Regions from separate parts of the Homo sapiens genome. Here region 2 is linked to region 1. A link is a contact called in ENCODE Hi-C or POLR2A ChIA-PET data. All regions are on one chromosome and are shown on one strand. Each heading gives the region's core, a stretch centred on a gene start or an enhancer-like site at or near the end of the contact. The rest is flanking DNA. Distances are from core to core; before and after follow the strand shown.

Region 1 (4,942 bases), core at 1,482-3,981:
AAATTTCCTTTGTGTTTGCTCAAATTCTTTGATTGCCTTCAATATTTTCTTCTTAAAACAGAGATGAAGCAATGATCAATAATAAAGGGAATAATAGTCTCAAACTCCTTCTTTTGTATCTCCAAGTTCCTGATATAATCAGTTACAATTGGAGACCTCAAACTATTTATCATTGTAAACCTTCAATCACACACCTACAATTTATACATATTACAGCGATTCAAAATTGTACACTTCAATTATTGAAAAAAACACAATGAAACACCAAATTAAAAACAATACTCTATATATATCTATCTGTTAAGTACTAGGTTTCAACAAAAGGTTTAGTGTCTGAATTCCTTTTCAACATCCTTTGAAAAAAAGGAGCATAAAACAATATATAACAATTTCTAGAAGACTATCTTTCTCAGATCTATGAAAAGTAGCAGTCTACACTTCATCAACCACCTTCACCAATGAGAAGGTGAATTTTTACTTCCAGAAGAAAAAAAATCTAATGATTATTTATTTCAAGACTTGGCAATAACTATTTTTTCTAATGAAAAGTTTTCTAATGCTGGATTGATGCTTTGTTTTAAAACTCACCCTATATAACACTTCAGAAATCAGATATACACTATAAAACCATTTTTTAATTGATTTCTCTAACTCATACTTTAGGATCTCTGGTACCAAGTTAGTCCTGTAATTTTATAGTTCAAAGGCAAATTTCAGGAAATTATAATTAGCAATAATGGTATTTCCAGAATTGTGACTGTATTCTCAAATTTATGGCACTATAAAATGATAATCCATTCTGTAACAGTCAATAATTATAGCTCCAGATTTCTTGATACTCTAATGCAATACTGATGTGACTTAGAATACGGCAGAGTTGCCTTTACTTGAATCAGGCTCCTATTCCTCACACTGGTATTATAATAATTGTTACCATATAAGGGGAGATCATTTAATTACTATTTTCTCTTTAAATTTATGTGCTGTCACTTTCTACTTGTATTTCAAGATCTCACTGTAATAGACATAATTATTACGACACTTGGAATATTATTCATTTTAATATTTATTGAGTGCTTGTTATGTTCAAGGGATTGTGTTAAGCTTTTTAAAAATAATTTTTTAAGTTGAGCAAAGTTAGGAACTGACATCTATTTAGATAAAGTTTTATATTTAGAAGTTGACATTTTAATTTAAATACCAAACATGATAACATATCATGAAAAAGTTTACACTGGCAAAAGGAAAATGAAACAAATTTTACATGTGTTAGCTATTTGAAAATTTTGGATGTAAATAGTTGAAAGTCATTATTGCTGAATTTATTGTTTTTAATGGTATTAGATGTAACTGCTCAAAATGTCTTTATTTTCTTGTTTCAACAAAGACTGGCAATGTATTTTGATATATGAGATCTAGTGTGCAAGCTTCAACTTCGATTAAATACGGCAAGTTTACACAAAGCCAAGTGTATGAAAGGGGATCTTTTAAAAAAAACTTTATTTGAGAAAGGAAGAGACTTATAACAGAAGGCAAGAAGGGAAACATACAAACAATATATTTACAACACAAAACAAGAGATCACCTTCAAGGGTGTAAATTATAATAAATACAGTAGATTTTAAAAGAGACATTTATCAATTAATTCTAAGATTATTTAAGTCCAGCTTTCCTTTTCACTGGTTCCAGGTAGTTTCTTGATTAAATTCAAAGACTATCAAATTCAAACAATTAACGTCCACCAACTGTACTGATGAAACTCTCTCAAATGACATTATAAAAAATAGTTTTTTTTGTTTGTGATTACATATCTTTGAAGTAATATTATACAAAAGTCTGCTCAGCCACATGTTCCTCCCCAAATAAAATGTATTTTAAAAGATGCACTATCCCTTTTTTATGAGATTGAAAAAAGACTTTGAAGAAAATGAATATTTATGAGATGGAAAAAATATACAATTTTATCTTAGGCATGCCATATTTTTAATGCAAAACAACTGACAAAAAGTCATTTTAATATGAAGGAATATACTAACCAAAATATGTTGGTGATAGGGAGTGTTCCTATTATAGCTATTTGTCAAATTATCAGAAGGACTTTCATTATGTGGAAAACTTTTAAACTTTCTAACTTCTAGTTATGTTAATTTAATTTGAATGGAGACTTTTTAAAAAAGGATAATGTATCTTTAGCAGTAACATTTTTAAAGAAATATTTTTAAATGTCACAGCAAAATGTAAACAACACGTGCCAATAACATACAGTTGAACAATGTCTACATTTGGCAAAACTGCTATATCTCCTTTGAAATAGGATACTACACCTTGAAATACCTCGGATTTAGAAATATAAATATTTTAATAGAAAAAACCTCACAAAGATTCTAGGTCAATTTGGATTATCCATATTAAAGGGGTCTTAATACAACGAACCTTTAACTAGCTTAACAAAAGTAAACCTATAAAACAAGGTAAACATATCAAAAGGGAATATGAAGGAAATGTTCCAGTGAAAAGCTTCCGTAACAATTTCCCTACTTGTGGTGTTATTTTCTTAGACAATAAATCAATTCATAGAGTGCCCTTTAAAAACAGAAAGAGTAAAGCACTATCCTCAGATTTTTTTTCCTACATTCCTCAGTACATGAATCACTTGGACTTCCTGTTTCCACAAGGCATTTCCTGTTCACCCTCACAGAATCACTTTTCTGTAGGAGAACAGCAGGAACCTGACAAAGAACTGACTTGAATAAACAGTGTCTTCTGTTGCCTTCAAAGTTGTTTGTATTTTATAGCATCAAAGGACATAGTCCTCCTGAAGGTGCATTATATACAAGTAAATTTTTTTGTTAAACCTATCTTTTCTAATTGTTATTTGCCAGAATGTTACGGTATATGCCCATGTCATTATGGAATTATACTTAAGAGATTCTAGTGACAATATAAAATATGATACACCTTCTTTTCAAACTGATTTTGACTTGATATCAGATAATATTCATCCTGTTACTGTGTTTTTTGCAATTGTAGACACAATATTGTATCTGATTGGACCATAATGCTGCACATTACTTCTCACTAACATTTGCATCTGCTTCATTTGCTCTTTTTTGATAGACAGTGTCATCAAATTACACAAAATAAAAGTAAAATGAGCAGTGCTATGTGAGACATAATCTAATATTTAAAGTAGTGCTGCAATTTGCATCTATATATTTAAAACCACCTGTATTCCTAATATGTTCAATTGCAACCTACACAATAACCTAGGACTACTGGCATGGTGACCAGAACATTTCTACTTAACTAAAAAAAGAGAGAGGAAGGAAGGGGCAGACTACCTTTAACAGTGTTCAAGACTATAGTATGATACATTATGTACAGTGATGTGAAAATTAAATTCTAGATGTTGCAAAAAATCAAAAACTAATCGAATGCTTCATTGATCAGACTGGGAGACTATCCAGCAGTCACTGATCTCAACACATAAACTCAAAATAACAGTGAATTTGTTTTCTTTAGAAGTAATTGGTGTAGCAGGCTTTGGGATAAATTTAAAGCCTATTAACTGCTCAGATATTATGTATCATAATTTTAGTATAACAGGTATTTCCTTACCAGTGGATTTTCAATGAAACATTGATATCTATATAGAGATCAGTATATAGAAAGACCTCTATATAGATATATACATATATCTGCATTAGGTAGAATCCTTAAACACTGAACTCAAATCATAGAGAAATATAAACTGATAGGAAATCATATCCATTTACCAAACCTGCAATGCATTTCATGTTCAGATAATGACTTTAATTACAAATCCTGGAGCTAAATCTTTGCCTATTACCTGTTGCATAAAAGCAGCCTGCTCCCCAGATTCCATTTCCTGGATCTGAGCATCTTCATCACTGTCCACTGGTTCCTCCTTGACCTTCACAGCCCCAACTTGTCCCAGTGTGTCATCCACACAAGCACTGCTGTCGCTCCTAGTGCTGTTGCCACTAGAGGGCGCTCTGTCTTCCTGCATCGCCTGGTCCCCCTGAAGCTCTTCCTCTGCTTCCTCAAGGTGACTGCCTGGTTGCTTCAGTTGTTCAATAGATTTCGAAAGCAGCTAGAAGAGAGTGTTCAGGGGTTCAAAATTCAGTAGTTCTTCATGGTAACAGAGAAGCAAATTACACTTTGATTTCTAATAACTCATACACTGTGATTTCTAATCATTGAACATAAATTTCAGAATGAACTTGTAGGCAACAAGTTTCCTCAGTAATACTAAATCTAAAGTAGTCCCATTATTCCATATTGTATGGGTCCAGTAGGCAGTGAATAAGGTCTTTAAGTGTTGGATTGTTTTTTCTTTTTAATGGATCACTCTTTAATGCAGTTAGAACATGGTGTAGAAAAAGGTAAATAAACTATCCATGGAAACCCTGAAACTTTCAAAAGGACATGTTTTGAAAGTTGAACCTGGGAATAATACTTTTCTCAAAAGATAAAGGGGGTGATAAAAAATGTTGTCAATATCATTTTTCAACGAATGTTAAACGCTATGAAAGCCAGAACACAAATGCTAATAGTCTTTGTCTAATTTTCTTGTACCTATACAGAGAAACGACAGTCAAATGAAAAAGCATCTTCTTATATATATTTGTAAGAACTAGAAATATTTATTTTGATATTCTGAACTTTAAAGAGGTGTATGATTTAAAAAAAATTAACAATAAGATGTTTTATGAACAGACTCAAATGGAAATTAAATATTAGAAAAGAATCAGGAAATTATTTTTTAATTTGGAAATCATTATTTAGACATTTTATTTATTTTATAAATTAGATTGAACTTAGTTTTCAGAAGTCAATGAATTAACTGCTTAATGATTTTAAAAGATAACTGACAATATGCCTAACTTAAACAATAGCAAAATATCATAACATGAAAGCT
Region 2 (5,496 bases), core at 259-2,758, 150 kb after region 1:
TCCTGTCTTCTGTATATATGTAGTTGTTAGTCACTTCTACTAAGTTGTCTCACCACCATTTCTCAAGAATGATAACAGAAGACACAATATTTCAATAACTGATTTTTCCTTTCAACAAATGTTCATTCAACCTCCTGTTTCCAGACATCGTACTAAGGCTTAGTCAAATCTAAACCTCGTGTAAAACTCTAAAATGCTGTAAAGGTCCAGCTAACTTTGTAGTAAAAATAAATGGAATCATTTCAGAATATTAATTGAATGTTTTTTTAAAAACAATACTAAGTAAAATGTAAATCTGAATATAGGTTCACTTCAAATTTATTATCGTTTTTCTAAAAACTGGAAATCCTAGACTGTTGTTTATTATTAGTCATATTATTGATATGGCTGCAAGTCAAACATAATCTGAATTGAACGTATCTTGAGAAAACAACAGCATACGAATAAATATGGTGAGACAGTATGGTGATAAATGCCATTTGGGATAGCATATTAATGGTGAAAAAATAGATAGCAATTTTTTAATTGGGAGTATTAGAAGCTTTATCCATTTTGCTTATTTTATTCATGGTGTGCAAATCAAATAGATGGACGACTGGACACAAATTCTGTGTAAATGATCTATATTGTGACAAATCGCAAGGCATCTGGTTAAGTGAGATATCTCCCTTGGGAAATAAAACGAAACAAGAAGTGTTTTTCTTCTTAAAAATCTGTACCCTGGTAGATAGGATCCAACATAAAATTAAACATCTCATCTAACTTTTCCAATGCCATGTTTCCAAAAGGAAATTACATTAAATTTGTCCATTCAAAATGCAAAAAGCAAGACATCCAAGAATGAGGTTTGTAGCAGAATGTAATTTTAAAGACATGATTTTTCTCCATTACTGGAGATATCAAACATTTTAAAAGCCTGTTCTTTCCTAATTGGATTCCAGATCATTATTTTTTTGGCCAAAAAAGAAAGGTTTTCTGCATTCTTAAAATAATTAGGCAAGATTTCAAATCAAATTATCCAATTTCAAACCTCTATTTTTCTCTCTAAAACGCCTGTTAGAGGAGGACTGCCGATGACTAAGCTTTGTGTCATTCTCATGGCTTTATTAGGAGAATGTTCTAAGTCCTTCACTTTCTATGTAATCAGAACTATAATTTCTTCAGGTTATTTTAAGACCCAGCTATGGCTAAAGCAGGAAACTCAATTTTATTCTGAGCTGTAGACATGTCGACACAGCAGAGCAGGGCTCCAGCTTTCTGGGCTATCTTCTTTCATAAACCCTCTTGCTTGGTGTCAGACCAAGGCTCTAGGCTAGTTGTACTTACTCTCTGGGTGTCAGGTAACTGTTTCCAAGACATTTACGGTAGTAGGACTGTTATTTTGGAAAATATGTGTTGACATATTATTATTCTACAAATGAACAGCTTACTTGTCCAGAGAGCACCACTCTTCATTACATCAATTCGAAAATCATATTCAACAGAAGGGCAGTTGAGAAAACCCAGGTGCCAGAAACATTTGATAAAAAAGCAGAACAGAAAGCTCATATGTCTACATGGTTCATCATACTCCCTTAGAATTTTATAACTTAATTAACCAACTCCATTTAGGCTTGCTTAGTTGCCTCTAATTATTCAGAAAAATTTTCTGTGTTGCAAAGTAATATTAATAGTGAGTGACATTTCTGCAAGTAACAGGTAACCTATTTCTTCTATAGTTGTGATATATAACTAAGTAAAGAAAGGAGAATAGGACAGTATAATAAAATAGAAAAAGTTACCTGCAAGAGGTGGTCTTCAGAATGAAAAGAAAAATATAGCATGATTACTTTAATATTTTGATGTATATCACGAAGTTTCTCACAGATACGTAAATTAATCTTATTCCTGAAGTAAACTTATTAATACTTTTAATTATTAATAAACATACTGATATAAAAACACTTTATTGAACTGTGATTTTCATGCTAGCATTTTTTTTCTTTGGGTTAAAATACTTTTACTACTTTTCTGCTCCTACTACAACAATAAAATAATGGAAACAAGTACCATGAATCCATTAGTTGAGCTTACTATGCTATATGTACTGTATACCATTCTACATTTTTTTGCATTCATTAATATATTGAGCTCATCCTTCTATGTTAATATCTTCAGACATTACTTAATAACTTTAATGACTTGTATTTCAGAGTATGGATTATGTATTGACTTATAGTTAGATTGCCCTCAGTTTTCCATTATTATAAATAAAACTGCTGATAAATATCCTGGTACATAAATTATTGTGAATTTGTGCAAGTATTTCTGTATACCAATTAAGTGGAATTACTAGATTGTTGGGTGTGTAGATTTTTAATTTTTATAGTACTGCCAATTTATGCTGCTCCAAAATTTGAACAGTGTGCTCTTCCACTAATACATGACAACACCCCTTTCCTCCAAACCACAATCAACACTAAGCATTATCTAGTCATTTATTTTTACTCCCATAATGTTGACAAAAATGGCACCTCATTGATGTGTTAATCATGACAAAGATTGATCATCTTCTCGGATACTTACTGCCTATTTTTGGTTATTCCTTTGTAAATGTCTTATTCATAGCCTTTGATTATTTATCCACTGAGTTACTGGTATTTCTTACTGATTTACAGTTTATATTTCTGCTTTATAGATATTAACCTCTTGAGCATTTAATATATGGTAACTTTTTATTTGTCTGTCATGTAATAAAAAATAGTGTCATAATTTGTCATTTAATTTGTTTCTGACTACGAAGAATACCAAGTCAACAATTATTCTTTTTTAACTTTCTCTAGATAGGATTACACTGACCTAGATCTTTCCTAGAATGAGTTGTGATGACATCACATAAGCTCATTAATATAAATAGAAATATTTTTCCAAGGCACAATGTCTAAACTATATTTTTTGCTGGCATCATTTTCATATTGATCTATGAAGTAGGGTCTTCAAACTAAACTTTAGGTTAATTCTATACATAGTATTTATCAATCACTTAGAGCCCACAGATGTTTGCAAAACTAATAATACAGACACTGGGCTTCTGGACATAAAGATTCAATTTCTACCACACTATAGCTTCAAGGGGCAAACGACACATCCCACAGCTTCATACACGTTTGATTTCATTTTGGAATAAGAGAATCTAGAAAATAAACATTTCACATGTCGGAAGCCTTTTCCTTGAAATATCAAAAACACTTTAATGTTTTAAGGTATGCTTTCCAAAATGGGTTAGATACATCTCTGATTTTAAAGATATCTATGACATGGAGGAGCCAGCCAGGGCTATTACTGGCCTTTCCGTAACTGCATTGTGAAACTGTGGTTCCCTCAGGGCCAGTTAAATACAGCAGTCGGCTTTAATGGAGGTGGGACAAGCTTTTGCATTAATTTCTCGACCTTTTCTATATTTGGAAGATGGGTTGGTTTTCTTTTTGCTTTTTATTGTGTGCTGTGGCTCTAGGTAAGTCTTTAGGTAGTCTAAATCTAGTAAACTCCCCTGCTTGTAATCTATGCCTTTTAGTCTTGGGCTGAAGACCCAAATAATCAAATTTGTTATCACTCTTTCTAAAATTGATCACTTACGTTTGCTAGGGACACAAACTTCTTTGAGTATTAAGACATGGAATTGACAGTCTCTCCCCAAAAATGCATATGTACACAAATATATTTGTTTGCAGACAATTTTCTTAGATTCAGAAACTGCCTAAAGCTCATTCACAGATCCCTTGGGCTCTCCAAGTCTCTTTCTGGGTTACTTCAAACTCTTGATTTTGATTCGTATAGAAGAAGTTCCCAAATAAATGAGTCATTAGAAGTCAGTCTAGTTGGAGAAGATAAATACCGGTAAATCAATCACTGTGGGAGAGAGTAAATCAATAAATGCACGAGTGTGTGAAATAATAATAAATAATGTCCTTTTAAAAGCTCAATTAAAACAAATAAAATAAGTGATTATTTGCTTATGGTGAAAATTTCTCATAACATTTTATTTCAAATGAGAAAACAATGAAAAATGTATGTGTGAACACTGTATAACTGTAAGTGTGAGCATGTGAGTGAAAGAACTGGGAATAGAAAATGAGAGGGACCATTTGTATTTTTAAAACAAAAAAATTGTACTTCAGCCAGAAAAGCTGTCATTCCAATTACTACTTCAGAAGTATAGTCAGGAGTTTCTTAGCATGTGAAAGAAGATTCTTGTCTTCACTACCCTGTATCTTGTCAACTCTGCACGAAAAGCCCATTTTCTGCCCTGCTGTCACAATTCTGGCAGAAACAGAGGGGTGAGAATGGAAGAAAACAGGAGTAAAGGCCTCTTCTTTAATTAAGGCATCCTGTCTTAACTTGTACTCTTCTACCTGCAACATCGTGTTCTGAAAGATGGACAAATGTTCAAATCAGTGTTGAGAAAAGATATGTGACTGACAAGAGAATAACAAAGTTGGTATATGATGTGTAATAGATTACAGCTAATTCTTTAGAATGAATGTATAGAAGAACTATGAGAGCAGCCATACTAGACTCTAGACTGTAAAAGAGGAGAAATGGAGGGGAGGAAATAATGCAGGCAGCTCTCGCATCACACAAGCTGATCCTTTAGTTCGTTCATTCCCAAACATGGTATTCAGTTCTTACCAGGTGTAAGGGACCATACTTGACATGAAACTACAAGTGGAAAGTAGCAAGTAAATAAAACATCCTCAGAACGCATTTTCATAATGTATTATTTGAACTTTTATCGTTTGTAAGAACAGAGTCAGGTGGCAAGCCGTGAAATGAGGCAGTCACAATGACGGACTCTTAAAAGATATCAATTCCTGTAAGCACATGACGCCCTGCACTGCTTAACCTTTCTGAATATGTTTGTCTTTAAATACCAGAAAGTAAATCTGTCAATGTGTGAGATCATCAGTTTTGATCAAAAAATTTATCTTGGACTAAATATTCATATTTATTTAAACATAAATTAGAAATGTAGAGAATGCTGGCTGAATTGGGGTGATGGTGGTGGTTGTTGTTGTTGCCAGAAAAAGAAGCCTAAAATCAGATGTCTTTTTAAGTAATCTTTCTATATAATTTTTTACCATTATGCCAGATGTTTGATTTTTCAGCTAAGGCAGATCAGATGCTCAATGTATTACTATCTTTTTTTTTTTTTTTTTTTTTTTCTGAAATGGAGTCTGACTCTGTCACCCAGGCTGGAGTGCAATGGCACGATCTCGGCTTACTGCAACCTCTGCCTCCTGGGTTCAAGTGATTCTCCTGCCTCAGCCTCCCAAGTAGCTGGGACTACAGGCACACACCACCACGCCTGGCTAAGTTTTGTACTTTTAGTAGAGACAGGGTTTGGCCATGTTGGCCAGGCTGTTCTCAAAACTCCTGACCTCAGGTGATCCACCCACCTCGGCCTCCCAAAGTGCTGGGATTACAGGCGTGAACCACTGCACCCAGCCTAATATATTA

The links. Hi-C counts contacts between places; a loop is a spot of excess contacts on that map. ChIA-PET counts read pairs that join two places held with the same protein, here RNA polymerase II (POLR2A). Pooled maps may share reads with other maps.
Region 2: a loop to region 1 is called in a map of breast epithelium, with 15 times the contacts of the local background. The contact joins two enhancer-like sites. A Hi-C loop is called at or near these places in 1 of 168 maps with a recorded cell type or tissue (breast epithelium) and 1 of 50 pooled maps. POLR2A ChIA-PET finds 5 or more read pairs at or near these places in 3 of 52 experiments (GM10248, OCI-LY7 and activated T-cell).

What each region holds. Positions count from the first base shown.
Region 1 is chr7:18,665,385-18,670,326 of GRCh38, reverse strand. HDAC9 (histone deacetylase 9) reads right to left here. Exons shown (of 26, transcript NM_178425.4): 12 at 3,851-4,114. Among named protein-coding and RNA genes, the nearest start is that of HDAC9, 170 kb to the right of the region's middle. Within about 2 kb of position 2,731, at least 4 of the 41 ENCODE cell types and tissues checked have a DNase peak (open chromatin) inside an H3K27ac peak, as active enhancers do.
Region 2 is chr7:18,516,568-18,522,063 of GRCh38, reverse strand. The region is part of intron 2 of HDAC9 (histone deacetylase 9); the gene reads right to left. Among named protein-coding and RNA genes, the nearest start is that of HDAC9, 24 kb to the right of the region's middle. Within about 2 kb of position 1,508, at least 7 of the 41 ENCODE cell types and tissues checked have a DNase peak (open chromatin) inside an H3K27ac peak, as active enhancers do.